2 separate regions of the Homo sapiens genome follow, and region 2 is linked to region 1. Evidence: chromatin contacts called from ENCODE Hi-C data. All regions are on one chromosome and are shown on one strand. Each heading gives the region's core, a stretch centred on a gene start or an enhancer-like site at or near the end of the contact. The rest is flanking DNA. Distances are from core to core; before and after follow the strand shown.

Region 1 (7,056 bases), core at 1,996-4,495:
ACACCCCCGCCCCAGCCTCAGCCAGCTGGTCCTTCCGCGCCCAAGTTCCCACAGCCTGCTATGAGAGGGAGGACAACTGCCCACCCTCGGTGGGGGCAGGGAACAAAAATGCCCTGGTGACAGCCTCCAGTGAACTGTAACTACAACCCCACCACTCCTTCATACCCCCTTCACACCGCCCCTGCTGGAGAGGGGTGAGAGGCCGGTAATATTACTAGGGGGTCTCTTATACCCTGGTCAGCCCAGGAAGCCCAAGTTGCGTGCTGAGAATGTTAATTCAGTGGGAAAAGTTATAGGAATAATACTCTCCCCGTCTCTCTGCCTCAGTTTCTCCCTCTGTAATATGAACAAATAGCTGAACTATCTATCTTGTGGGAATGCTGATGAGATTAGCATGCAAAAAAAGTGAAAGGCATCGTAACACTGTATTATTATCAGAATATCAGACATTGACTTCTTCTGTAGGACCCCTAAACACAGGAGATGTGGAGTAAGGGGGCACTGATTTCTATCTGTTCATGAAAGCAGAAGAATTATACCCGGCAACTCTGCACTAGCCTTGAATTCTTGATACTCTGTGTCCTTGAAAGCAATCAAACTTACAAAATATTCTCTCTTGCAAGTCATTTCTGACTAATACAGATTGACACACATTGCATCCAGCTTATTTTCATAAAATTCTGCTGGACTGTATATGACATTATAGACTGAAATCTAGCATCGCCCTAGAGTATTATGGTTTTGGAGGAAAAAGTTCACATAACAATCACTCTGGTTATCATTCAATTCCTTCCTGCTCATACACACTGGTACAAAATAAGTGGCTAAAATCAAAGTGGCCAACTCGTAGTTCTTTTTTAATTTAGACACTTTGTTTGCTCAATAAAATACAGAGTAAAAAACATTTACTGAAAACCCACTCATTGATGTTTAATGGCTGTGTCAAATACTCATAACAACATTTATTCCAACACCCCCAGATAATTGCTCATCTTTCTCATTTGGTATCCACAACAGCACAGCATTTGTGTCCAAGTGTAATTGATCCAAAATTGGGCTCCCTTTCAAAAATATCTGTAAAATCTAATTACCAGGAAAACAGAGTTCTGGCATCCTATGGAAAGTGGGTGCTTCAGTGAAAAAAAGCTGCAAATTCTTCTTGGCTAATCAAGCTGCATTGTGTTACAAAAGGAGTTTGAGGAATTTGGGATAATGAGGGAGCAGGAAAAGTTGGGATAGTGTCAGACTGGACTTTGCAGTGACAGTCCTGGTTTTTTTAAGCCAAGGGCACGGGACGGGAAATATACCACATTCGCTGGCAAGCATGGATTTAGAAAGTACCAGATAAAGAGGCCATGATGGGCTTGGGGTGTGGGGGTGGCATTTCTGATCTCAAGCCCTACCAGGCCTTGCCCAGGGAAGTCTCTCCACCCTTGCCTGGAAGGCTGATGTCATTTCTAGTCTCACTGGGCCTCTAGCCACTGTAGCAGGTCACTTTCCTTCCTTGGGCCTGAGTTTGCTCATCTGTAAAATGAGTGCTCCTAATATCTCTAGGGTCTCTTTCAACTTCAAAATCCTATGACCTTCTATAAAGCAAAGGGCATGCTTTTTGCTCATGTACTTGTGGGGGCAGGGAGCGGGAGCCACCGGACCAAGGAGAATGAAGGACTGAGAGTTTCCACCTCTCACGCAGTTTTGTACCTAGTTTCAACACCCGGGTATCTGGCCCGCTCTGGGAATAATGATTTCTTTCAGCCCAGGACGACCTACCGAGGTGTTTCTACCTCGCTGCCCTGGATTCCTCAACCCCGCCAATGAAGAACAGGGCCAAGCCACCGGACTTCTCGGAGCCTCTCTCCCAGGTCTGGGCACAGTATATCTTCTTTTAAGGGGTCTTCCCTTCCCACTCCCACTCCTCTTTCTGTCCTAGAAGCACCAGAAACTCCGGCTCTAGCCTTGCGCATGGTCCAGCGAGACTTCCCATACAGGCAGCGCACGCCACCCACCCCCAGCTCCCCTCGGCCTTGCGCCCGCGCCGCGGAAGGTTGGGTACCAGCCTCCACAGCTTTGCAGATTGCAAAGATAACGGGAGCTGCCGCTTCGCTTTTCTTTGGCTCCTCCTGGCCTTCATCCTAGTAAAACCAGACAAGCAACCGGAAAAACAAAGCAGCACAGCGGCCAGAGACAATTCGCTTTCAACGGAGCAAGAGACGTACACACCTTGAGAGAAGACGCACGCAGTTCCCGTGCGTGTCGCTGGGAACAGACCTCGCACTACCCCGCGCGGCGACAGGCACCGGGCCAGGCTCGGCTTCACTTGTCCGAGGCTTGGAGGAACTGTGTGCGTGCGCCCATTTCCCCCAGCTTCCCGACTTGACAGCAGCAAGGATCTTTGAGTCCTGCATGAGCGACACCTCGGGCAAGGACTGTACTCTGCTCAGATCTCATCGAGAGGTGCTGGATCCCAGCCTTTCCAGCTCATTTTCCAATTTTCAAGAAAAGACAGCGCGAAGTGAGACTGCAAAAGTCCCAGGAAAACGTCACTCACCAAAACGCTCCCGCGCCTTCCAGGCAGAAGTGCGGTAAAACTTTTGGCAGAAACCACCTGTGGCTGCCGACGGGCCCGCCCCGCTCGGGCCCGCAGGCGCCGCCGAGCCCCGGGCCGCACGCGCCCGCAGAAGTTCCTTTCCAGCCCCGCGCGCCACTTCGCTCCGGGCCGCGGTGCCAGCCAGGAGGCGCGGCGCCCGCTCGCTGGCTCGCTCTCCGCTGGCTCTCCCCTCCCTCCTTCCCTCCCTCCCTCCTCCCGCCTCCTCCGTTGCATGGCTGCCGCACGGAGCCCCTGAATAGCCACCGCAGCCCCCCGCCTCCTGCCCACCGCGCGGAGGGCGCCCCTGCTCCAGCCGGCGCCCCAAGGCGCGCGGACCGCCGGCCTCCTAGCAACGGCCCCCGCAATCGCTTTCCGGCGCAGCCCAAGCAAAGCCACCCGCCCGCCGCCCCGCGACCTCCCGAACTGCCTCGGCTGCCGAGGTGCTGTGGAGATCGCGACCCCGGCAGCCGGCGCCCGAGCCCGGCGCGCGAAGCCGCTCACCTCCGCGCGCCGCCGGCCCTGCGCGCCTCCCGCACTTGGCTCCGGGACGCAGTCCTGGCGTCCTCCTTCGCCGCCGGTGTCCGCCGGTCCCTGCGCGCCCGAGCCTCGCCGGCCGCGCCGCTGTCAGAGTCTCGTGGCGGGGCTGCGCCGGCGGGTATGGAGCTGAGCGGCGGCAGCGGGCGAGCGGGCAGCTCCTCCCTCCCCGCGCCGCGCCTCCGCCCTCCCCGCGCCCCGCCTCCCGCGCCGCGGCTGTCAGCCCCGCGCCCCGCGCCCCGCGCCCGCGCCGCCGGCTCGGGGGGCGCACAGGGCTAAAGGGCCCGGATGTGTGCGGTCGCCTGTCGCTCGCGCCCGCCCCCTCCCCGCCGCGCGGCACATGCACTTGCTGCGCCGCAGCCCCCGCCCGGCTCCGCTAATTTCTATTTTGACAGTAACTGTGGCGAGTGGGCGGCGCGGCGGGGGGCGCCCGGGACTGGCGGAGGCTGCGGGCGGGAGTCAGGACCCGACGCGGAGGCGGAGTGGGGGGGCCGGGCACCGCCACCAACCGCTCGGGGCTCCGCGTCTTTTCTCTTTCTTTCCTTTTTTCTCTCTGCCTCCTCCAGGATTTAAAGGGACAGCCCCGGCAGAGGCGAGGGGGCCAGGCGGCCGCCGTTTCTCCGGTCTCCTGACGCCCTCTGCGGCCCGGCCGGACCCGCCCGCACCCCCAGCGCAGGCTTGGGACCGCCGGGTATTTTTAGGTCCACACCCGACCCGGGGCAGCGGTGCGGCAGAGATGGGCTCTGCCGACCCGGGGCAGCGGTGCGGCAGAGATGGGCTCTGCCGCCCCGGCGCACGGCTATTTTTACAGAGTCCGATGGGGGAGGAAATAAAACAACTCGGCAACTGCTTTTCTACCCGAAAGTCGGGAGCAAGGAGTGGGGGCGAGAAGTTAAGTTTCCCAAATGCTCTCGGCACTCCAGCGAGCGCACCAAGACGCCTAGCCAGCACCTGAAACCGCAAGCTTGCCGCACCCCGGGGCGCCGAATCTCAGCGGGCAATCGCGCTCGGCGGCGCTGCGGCCCGGAGTCCCCACCCCTCTGGAGCCTTGGGCCCCGCACTCCGCACCCCACACGCCGGGGAGCAGCCGCTGGCCGCCCGTCACTCCCCGGGTCGGCCTGGAAGGCGGCCTTCCGAAGCGTCCAATCACCGCGCAACAATGCCAACGGGCGGGCCCGGGGAGGGCTTGTCCCCGCCCCGTCCCGCCGGGCCCCGCCCCCTCGGAGTCTGTCGGGGCAGGAGAATCTCGCTGGGACGCCGAGTGCTCAGCGGTGCTGGAAGCCACGAAGGGCCAGTGCGAGGGGAGGAGGAAGGGTCCTGGCCCTGGAGAGGGCGTGAGCGTTCTCGGGCGAGGCGACACTTGGGCAGATGTTCCCTCCAGCTACGGGCCGGGGAAACTCGAGCTGGCTTTGCCTCCTACCTTTTTGCAGTCCACCCCTCTGCGCTCCAGACAGACATAGGAACCCTCGCCCTCCTTGGTAGTACATCGGAGGCAGCACCCTCGCACGTCAGCGGGTCCTCTCCGGGGCTCCTCCCTCAGAAGCGGGAAAGTTTGTCGTCCTCAAACTCCTACCCGGCTGCGCTTATCTGAGGCGCACCTGGCGCCCAGGAGAGGCGAGATGGCGAATCCCGGCCGCCTAGTGCCCATTCTGGCTACGGATTAATAAAAGGGCAGTGGGGCTGCTGCTGTGTCCTTTAATGCTGAAGACACTGGATGACATTTTTTACAGAATTCACAAAAATAAGTTTGTGAACCTTTGGTGCCTCTTCCTAATATCACTTATTGGGATTTTTTTTTAAACCATTTCATTCATTCGTGTAATAAACGCACATTGCAAGATAGTACGTTGGGAGTAGTGAAAACAAGGGAAAACGGGCTCTGGAATAGGATGTAAGAGTGGAAAACTAGATATGAATAGAGGGATCTGAAACGTAGGGTTTGGGTACAATTATGTCACGTTTAATTTGCCAAAGAGATCTGGTTTTTCCTACTAAGTAAATTTCACCAAATGAACAGTTTGGACAGCCATCTTATCCAAACTATTCAAATGCACATGTAAATCTAGGATAGTCTATCGTGGAACCTAAGGTATGTTCAGGCTCAGGATGTCAGATTTCCAAGTTGCTAAAGCTTCCAGAATGGCAAAATAATATATCTCGCTTTCAGCAGCTGTGGCAGCCACTGCCCTCTCATATTAGGTTTGTCTCTCTGTTAAATTAAGTTGCCTGTCTTGCTTCCCTTCATTAAAGGGTTTTCAGTTACTTGGAATGCTGCTGACCCAGCTGATATGGCCCCGCTTCTAAGCCATAAGTCTGGCTGCGCCTCATGCCAAGCATGCGGATGCATTTAGAGAGCACCTAGAGGATCCCAGCCCTGCAAATGCCCAGACACCTGCAGGAAATAGAAATGTAGTTCTGGGGGTGAGGGCAGCTACAGCCATAAAAAGGGCATTTAGGTTGAGAAAAGAGGGATGTGGGCAGTAAATTAGACTCTAATAGTAAAGAGTCTAGTAAATAGTAAATAGACTCTAATATAAATGTGGCTCTAAATCAGAAAGTTTCTCCTCTCTTCTCTGGCTCAAAGTAGATGTTCTATAGCTTTAGCTCATGGAATAGCGTAAGCATGGAGATCCAGTGAGTGCTGTAAGATTTATTTGCAACGTACTAGTTTGGATGTAAGTGCAATGGTAAACGTTGCTTTGCAATAATTAATAGAATTTACTGCCAAACTTTAACAGTTATCAGCCATGTATCCTAGAAAAAAAGCATGTCATTCAACTCTCTAAAGCCTCCATTTCCAAATCTGTAAAAAGGGAGATAATAGTAGGTCCCTTTCTACTCCATAGAGATGCTGGAATGGTCGGGTGAGAAAAGGCGAGGGCAAGTGTTGCCCCATGAACAACATTCATTAAGGGGTTACTGTGTATTAAGCACTGTAGAGCACATTGTAAATTGTCAATATTAGTTATGGTGATAAACTCTAAATAAATTATCTGAGAATTGGGATCAAATTTTTACCTATTTCCCGAGGATGTTGAAAGACTGATTCAAGAAAAAAGAGGGGAATTAACATTTACAGAGCTCTTTCTAGATTAGAACTTACGGTTTCCATTGCTATATGTTTCTCATGACAACTGTATGCAATATATTTTGTTGTAACCGTTTTATAGATGAAAAATCTGATATCAATAGTGGTGGTAATGGCCATGTTGCCACCGCTGGGTAGTGTCAGGGGCAGCATTTGGATCCAGGTTCGTGAGTTCAGAAGTTCACGAGCATCCTCCCCTGCGATGCTGCCTCTAGAGGAGAAAGAGGGAAGAGGCTTTGAATAAATCAGAGCAGAAGAGAAATTCAAGGAAATCATGGTGTGTATTACCTACCATAAGGCAGACTGGGTGAAGTGCCTTCCTGGAAAAGGTAGCACTGGACTCAGTCCCTAAGTTTGCATGATATTTTTTATTTTTTCTTAGTTCGTTTTTTAATTTTTATTTTGAAATAATTTCAGATTTACAGAAAAGTTACAAAGATAATATAAAGAATTGTCATATATCTTCACCCAGAATCTCCATGTGCCAACATTTGCCCATGTTTGCTTTACCCTGCTGTTTCTTTGTATATACATATTCTTTTTTTCTAAACTGTTTGAGCATAGGCTGAAGATATGATGTTCCTTTACTGATAAATTCTTCAGTGAATGTTTTTTAACAATGAGGACGTTCTTATATAATAATCAAAATCCAGATCTAACCATAGATACAACACTATTATCTAGTCTGAACTATATTTAGATTTCACCAACTGTCTCACCAATAGCAAAAATGAAAAAATAAGTAAATTCTAGGCAGGATTCAATTCAGGATTGCATATTGCGTTTAGTTATCATATCTCTTGGGAGAGTATTTTTTATTTTACTAATTTTTCTTTCTCATTTTAGT
Region 2 (6,748 bases), core at 1,994-4,493, 58 kb before region 1:
TTGGGAGGCCAAGGTGGGAGGGTCACTTGAGGTCAGGACTTCGAGACCAGCCTGACCAACATGGTGAAACCTTGTCTCTACTAAAAATACAAAAATTAGCTAGGCGTGGTGGCACATGCCTATAATCCCCGCTACTCGGGAGGCTGAGGCAGGAGAATAGCTTCAACCTGGGAGGCAGAGGTTGCAGTGAGCTGAGATCGTGCCACTGCACTCCAGCCTGGGTGACAAGGCTAGACTTTGTATCAAAAACAAACAAACAAAAAACACAGCTCCTGATCTGCCATAGAGGCTAAGAGTGCCAGTGAGGTCATTCCCCTGGGGAGGGCCGGTTTCCAAGAGTTCCTGAGTGGACATGCATCACCTGGCTGTGCCTGCTGCCCCTCTGCTCTCACACACACACATGCATCTGGCCAAGGGAAAAAGCCCTGAGGGACAGATGGGAGGCATGGAAGCTGGGGGAGGGGCAAGGAGGTGGCAGAAGAGCACAGTAGGGGCCACAGGGTCAAGGGGGCTTTAATGCAGCCCTAGGCATGGTGCTGGCTGGCTGGTGGCTGGCAGGACCTATTAGCAGCTTGCTCAGTGGCTCCTTCAAATTGAAAGGTCACAGCATCCTGGCCATACCCATCAGGGGAGGGAGGACTAAAGGAGGAAAACATTTTTCCCCTCAGTATATTTTCCAATATGAAATGGGCATGGATGAAAGAAATGTCAGAGAAGAGCAATGATAAATTTTCTCTTTACATCAAGAAGACCAAGTTCAAGTCTGCATCTTTTTTTGATTAGTTTCTTGCATATTGCCTAATGCCCACCTAGCACCACCAGATGCAAACTATAGAGGCTGCATATGTGTTTTAGGGAGTCCCTATAATATGTTCTGTCCTGTTGAGATGACACATTGACAAATGAATAAAGCAGATCCCTACATAAGGGGGCGTGTGGTCTTGTGAGAGGAGGCTGGGCACACAGCTCCAAAGGCAGAGACCCTGAGTCACCCAATCTTGGAGTGATGCTGAAATGAATGATGTCCATGCTAAACGCTGGAGGAGGAAAGTTTAAAGTAGAATCAAGCTTTTCCAGAGGTGGTAGATCCTCCAGCCCTACCACCACTCAGACTAGTTGGCCAGCCACACGCAGGGGAATGAGCTAAAGTCTGGTCCATTAGGGCCCAAGATGGCAAAGGGCCTAGAAATTCCACATTTAACAGAGGCCATGCAGTGGGGGTACACAGTACTGGCATCCTGGAGGGCAGTTTTAAAGGGAGGGGGAGAGAGACTGCAAAACTCAGCCCAGGATGGGGACTACATTTTCTTCATTTTGTGGCCCCTGCACCTAGCACAGTGCCTGGCCTGTAATGGGAATGCCACCTGCCCTTCATAAACAGGGCTATGTCCCACAGCATTGACAGTCTGCTGCACTGCACGGCACTACACTGAAATGAGTGCGTTTCCTCAGTGCATGTGCTGAGTCCCACTCTAACTAGACTGGGACTCTTAAAAACTGTTTTCTTTGTTTATTGTTTTGAGTGGAATATTAGCTTTCTATTACTGCTGTAACAAATGGCCACACCCTTAGTGGTTTACACAACATGAATTCATTATCTTACAGTTCTGGAGGTTGAAGTCTGACAAGGGTCTCACTGGGCTAAAATCAAGGTGTCAGCTTAGCTGTATTCCTTCCTGGAGGCTCTAGGGAGGAACATCTCCTTGCCTTTTCAAGCCTCCAGGGGCTGCCTGCATTCCTTGGCTGGTGCACCTTCCTCCATCGTCAAAGCTAGAAGCATAGCATCTCTCTGAAGGTTCTTCCGTAGTTACGTCTCCCTCTCTGACCACGGCCAGGCAAGGTTCCTGCTTTTAAGGGCTTATGCGACTAGATTGAGCACATCTGGATAAACCAGGATAATTTCCCCATCTCAGTATCTATAACCTTAATCCCATCTGCAAAGCCCCTGTGTCACATAAGGCAACATACTCACAGGTTCTGGGGATTTGAGTGTGGACATTTTGGAGAGGCCATTTCCTGCCAACCACAAATAACAAATACATTCACATTGTTCAAAACCCAAATGGCATAAAAGGCTATAGATTGAAAAGGTGCCCTTCCACCCCTGTCGCCCACCACCCAGTTCCCCTCCCTGTTAACATTTCCTTGTGTTTCTATCCCAAGAGGTTTTATGCCTAAAGCAATAGCAGTATGTATAATTTTTACACCCATGGTACAGTACCATAATACTGTTCTGCAACTTGTTTTTATCATAACACCCTTGAGATTGTCCTGGATCCGTATATAAAAGCATCCTTGTTCTCTTTAATGGCTGCATACCCTTCCAGTCTGTGGATGCACTATAGTTGATTAATCTAGTCTCCTGCTGATGGACTCTTAAGTTGTTTATAATCTTTTGGTCTTACATACAACACTGCAGTGAACAATCTCGTATGTATACCATTTCCTGTATGTGCCTGGATGTCTGTAGAATAAATTCATATAAGTGGAACTCATGGGCCAAAGGACATCTGCATTAAAATTCCCCAGCTACTGCTGAATGGCCCTTCACAGAGCTGAACTAATGTACACACACACTCCCCACCCCAAGCCATGTGTGAGTGCGAGATGGAAGCCCTTTTTGACAGAGAAGCCACGGCTCACACCTCTTCTTTACCCCTCCCTGCTGCCCCCGTGTTTATTCCAGGGATGAACCCAGGAAGCCCTTGAGGATTGCTGCCACTCAAAATCCCCTGGACTCTTGTTGGTGACGGGGCAGGAGTGGAGAGGAGGACAAAGCCGGCAGCCAGCAAAGGAGGGCCCAAGTTCAAAGGTGTTAAAAGACCCGTGGCTTTGGGTGTCTCAACCAGCAAACTTCTCCTCCCTCACGGACTTTCTACAGGCTTGCAAGCCAACTGGTTTCCCCAGTGGGGAAAGTATACCACCACTGTCTAAAAGGAGGGCCTCTCGCCATGGATGTGCTACAAGAGGAGATAACAAATGCATTTGGGTTTCCAATGGCCCAGCTGCACCGTGTTAAGAAAAACGCCGTTTTCCTGCTCTTAATCCATTCCTGGTGGAGATGTTGCTTCAACTTGAAGGAGCCTTTTATGTGCTGAAGTCAACTGCAATCTAAAAGATAAGTTAAATCACTTATTCAGGAAGACAGGAAGCCTTTGACAGCAGTGACTGATTAAGATTTCACAGCAGCCAGAGCCAGGCCTACGGAACCCAAAGAGTGCTCGTTCCCTCACCAACCAGCACTGTTGGCCCCTCCTTGGCAGCAAGCCAAGCTCAGAATCCTACCCTCGGGGAGATTTCCCTCTGACAGAGCATGGAGGGGGCTGGAGCAGACAGAGGGGAGTGCTAAGTCCCAGCAGGTGAACCTGAGAGCCCTGATGACAGGAACTAGAGATACCCCACCCTCTGCCCAGCCCCCTTCCTCACCTCCATTTAGCCTTGGCCTGGTCTCCCATGGTCAGCTCAAGGGTCCCCTCTTCCAGGAAGCCTTCCCTGACCCTACAGGCCAGGACTCGCAGGTGCCTTTACACAACATGTTCCTAGAGCACTTGTACTTTACCCCATCCTCGCACCTTTGACTCTGAAGACTTGCCTGTCACCTGGCATGGCAGCCACTTGACTGTGAGCACTCTGGGGGCAGCACATGGTACCATGCTGGATGCCCACTAAGCTCTTGGCACGTGTTTGGAAGGCAGAGGAACCTGAGCTCAGGGAACAGAGTGACTACCTGCCTTGCCAGTGTCACCTGCCAGCTTATCCAAGTGCTCACAGCCCTGCTGGCTGCTAACCACTGGGCCAGGCCCTGGGGGCATCCGCAGTATTCCAACAGGGCTTCTTGTCCTAAAATGCCACCCAGGCCCCAAAGGCCCACTGTTAGAATCCACTCTTTTAGCAAAGCATCACCTCCAGAAAGTTCCCATCCCCAAGAGGAGGCACAGTCTCACCCTGTGGTCCTCTTCATCTGCTTGGCCAGCCAGGGATGGGGCTCAGGGGAAGGATTAATCTAGGGCCCAGGATGCTGACCAGGGTGAGCAGGCTGGAGGAGGCACTGGGGTGGGCAGTCCATGGGCAGCCTGGGGGCACTGGGTCCAGAAGATGAAAGTATGCCTCAAGGGCATCAAGGTAAGATCCCAACTTTACACATGAACAAAACCCTCAGAAGAGCAGAACTGGGCTAAGTTCAGGACAGAAGAGATGTGCAAGCAGGTGAGCAAATGATGTCAAGGTTGGAGGTGAGCTGAAAGGCGCAGGGGGTAGCTCTGTGGAAAGCACAGTGTTCACTGTGTTGGGAGGGCTGGGACCCAAGTTACTCCACCCCTAGTCCCCCACTTCTGCACCAGTGGTAGCCCTGGGCAGGCCATCAACCTTAGATATCTGAATATGAGAATCATCATCTGCCCTGCCTGCCTTGCACAACTACTGCTCTACATTAAATCAGAAAGGAGATGAGAAAATTCTCTAGAAGCCTAAAAGCAATATAGAAATAGAAACTGTTGTAACAATCATCATTTGCTTTTTCAGAGTGTCTTGCAGCCTGTATAGGGCTTTCCTATCCAGTAACCTCCTAACCCTCAAAACAACTCTGGGAGATAGGTATGGATATGTATACTCAATTTACAGATGTGAAAACTGAGGAACAGATAGTTCCAGCCCAGAATCACACCAATAACAAGGGGCTGAGGTGACAGCTATGTCCAGGTCTTCTGCTGCAAATAGAGTATTCTATTTACCACACCAAGATGTACCCTCCATTGTCTAAAATCACAAGCTCTGGCTGTACAGAAAACCCTCCTTATTCTTCAGTCTTTCTATGGATTTGTTGATTCCTCCTCCTTCTTCAATCCATCCGTGGATTTGCTGATTGACAAATGAGCTTCCCTGGTCTCCTTGTCATGGCACTGTTTGGGGGAGTTTGTGGTCAGAGTTTTTATCTGAGGACAAGAAACCAGGCTGCAGCCTGGGCTCAGCCTCTTATCCATTGTGGGGCTAAGGAAGAGTCCCTGTCCCCCAGTATTCTCCAATCCCATCTGATGTTAAAACCTCTTAATGACCCTGATCTAAGCATTTCCAGAAAAAGGTTCTCAGGGCCTTTCTGGGGGTGGCGGGGGCAATCCTTTGTGACAGCATGAAAAGCCGGATGGGGCTGGCCTGGTTGCAATGGCACACGCTAGGTTCCAGGCACTCCACACGTTTCTCATGATAACCTCGTGGTTGATACTCACACAGATGAGGAGCTGAAAGGCTGCAGGAGCTGCCCACCATCCTCACACAGCGTGGAAGTGGTAGCACCAAGACTGAGGCCCAGGAGGGGGGTCCAAAGGGCCATCCTGCATTTTCCATTGCAGCAGGGTGGGAAGGAGAGGGAGATAGAGACTTTACCTCTACTCTAAATCACCTCCTTAGGTTGCCATATTTTCCTTACTTCAATGAATTATGTGGAACAAAATACACTCAATTGGTAGCAGAAATCGGCCTCCAGTTTCTCAGATCCTCATTCAACGAAAGCATCCTTTGCAGGTGCCACTGCTTGGGAATACACCTGTAATTCACATCTGCACACAAAACTCCATCTTTCTTTGAGGCCTGAACAAACAGGTTTTTGTCGTTTTGTGGTTTTTGTTTGTTTGTTTGTTTAAGAGATGGGGTCTCACTATGTTGCCCAGGCTGGCCTCAAACTCCTGGGCTCAAGGGACCCTACTGCCTCAGCCTCCAGAGTAGCTGGGATGACAGGTGCACACCACTGTGTCCAGCTTTACAAATAGGTTTCTTAGGCTGACCTTATCAATCTCAACATCAACACAATTAAGGAATTTGCTCACAATAGTCTCCTGTTGGAGTCTTTACGTGCACGAACATCGTTCTCACAGACCATCCAATATGGACAAACTTGACTTGGAAACAGGAAAATAGGGAGGTAATTAATCACCTGGTAAAAGGACACACCCCAGATGTACTTTTCACATCACCATCCCCAAATATGCCTTAAGGGGCATCAAGGTAACATCCCAGCTTTATACCACATGAATAGAGCTTCTCTATTCATGTGGTTTTCAGAACATATCCATCTACTAGACTCAGGAACTTGACTTGAGAGACATGGATATTTCTTGCTTCCTGGCAGCAAATCCAACAGCAATTCCAGTCCCTGCAGCCAGTTAGGCAGGGAGGAAAGGGCTGGTGTGTCAGGGCTGGTCCAAGCACACTGGTATACTTGAGTCAACATCTGCAGCAGAGGAAGGGAGACAGAGGGGACTGAATAAACGGAGCTGTGCCATTGGGAGTCCACCAAGCACGCCAATGCCCTCCTACGCCCCTCAGCTCCAGGCCTCCTGGCCTCACACCACCCTAGAACATTCTTGTTGCCCAAACCTCAGAGGAGGGCTTTCCCTGAACCAACTCTGACTTCCTGCTTCCTCTCTGACCCTACATGGTGGTACTCCACCTCTGCCAGACATCCCTTCCCTGCTCTGCCTGCAGCTTCATCAAAGCCTACTGGGCCCTGGAGAAGAGAGCCATGCCAATCCCCCCTGCAGTGAGCTAGCACAGTGCATTCAGGTTAGTTACTTTCCTTCTTGGGCATCTCTGGTTTATAACATGAGCCTCTTGGAGAGGGCGGTATTTTGAACAAAAGGAAATAATCTTTCATTGTGAAATTTCAAGGACTGTGGGGGAAGAAATCCAGTGAGGCTGGAGGGCAGTAATGGGGGAACAGAGAGATCTCTGAGATACAACAATGTCACACGGACCA

Evidence for each region. Hi-C counts contacts between places; a loop is a spot of excess contacts on that map. Pooled maps may share reads with other maps.
Region 2: a map of posterior vena cava shows a loop between it and region 1 (10-fold over the local background). The contact joins the enhancer-like site here to the promoter of ZBTB7C in region 1. A Hi-C loop is called at or near these places in 14 of 168 maps with a recorded cell type or tissue (Right ventricle myocardium inferior, adrenal gland, aorta and 7 more) and 9 of 50 pooled maps.

The regions. Positions count from the first base shown.
Region 1 is chr18:48,406,138-48,413,193 of GRCh38, forward strand. It overlaps ZBTB7C (zinc finger and BTB domain containing 7C), which reads right to left and starts at 3,246. Exons shown (of 5, transcript NM_001318841.2): 1 at 3,089-3,246. RefSeq lists enhancers at 1,527-2,146, 2,147-2,764 and a silencer at 4,035-4,414.
Region 2 is chr18:48,348,573-48,355,320 of GRCh38, forward strand. The region is part of intron 1 of ZBTB7C (zinc finger and BTB domain containing 7C); the gene reads right to left. LOC124904352 (a long non-coding RNA gene) reads left to right here. Exons shown (of 3, transcript XR_007066457.1): 3 at 2,687-6,748. Among named protein-coding and RNA genes, the nearest start is that of ZBTB7C, 57 kb to the right of the region's middle. Within about 2 kb of position 3,244, at least 2 of the 41 ENCODE cell types and tissues checked have a DNase peak (open chromatin) inside an H3K27ac peak, as active enhancers do.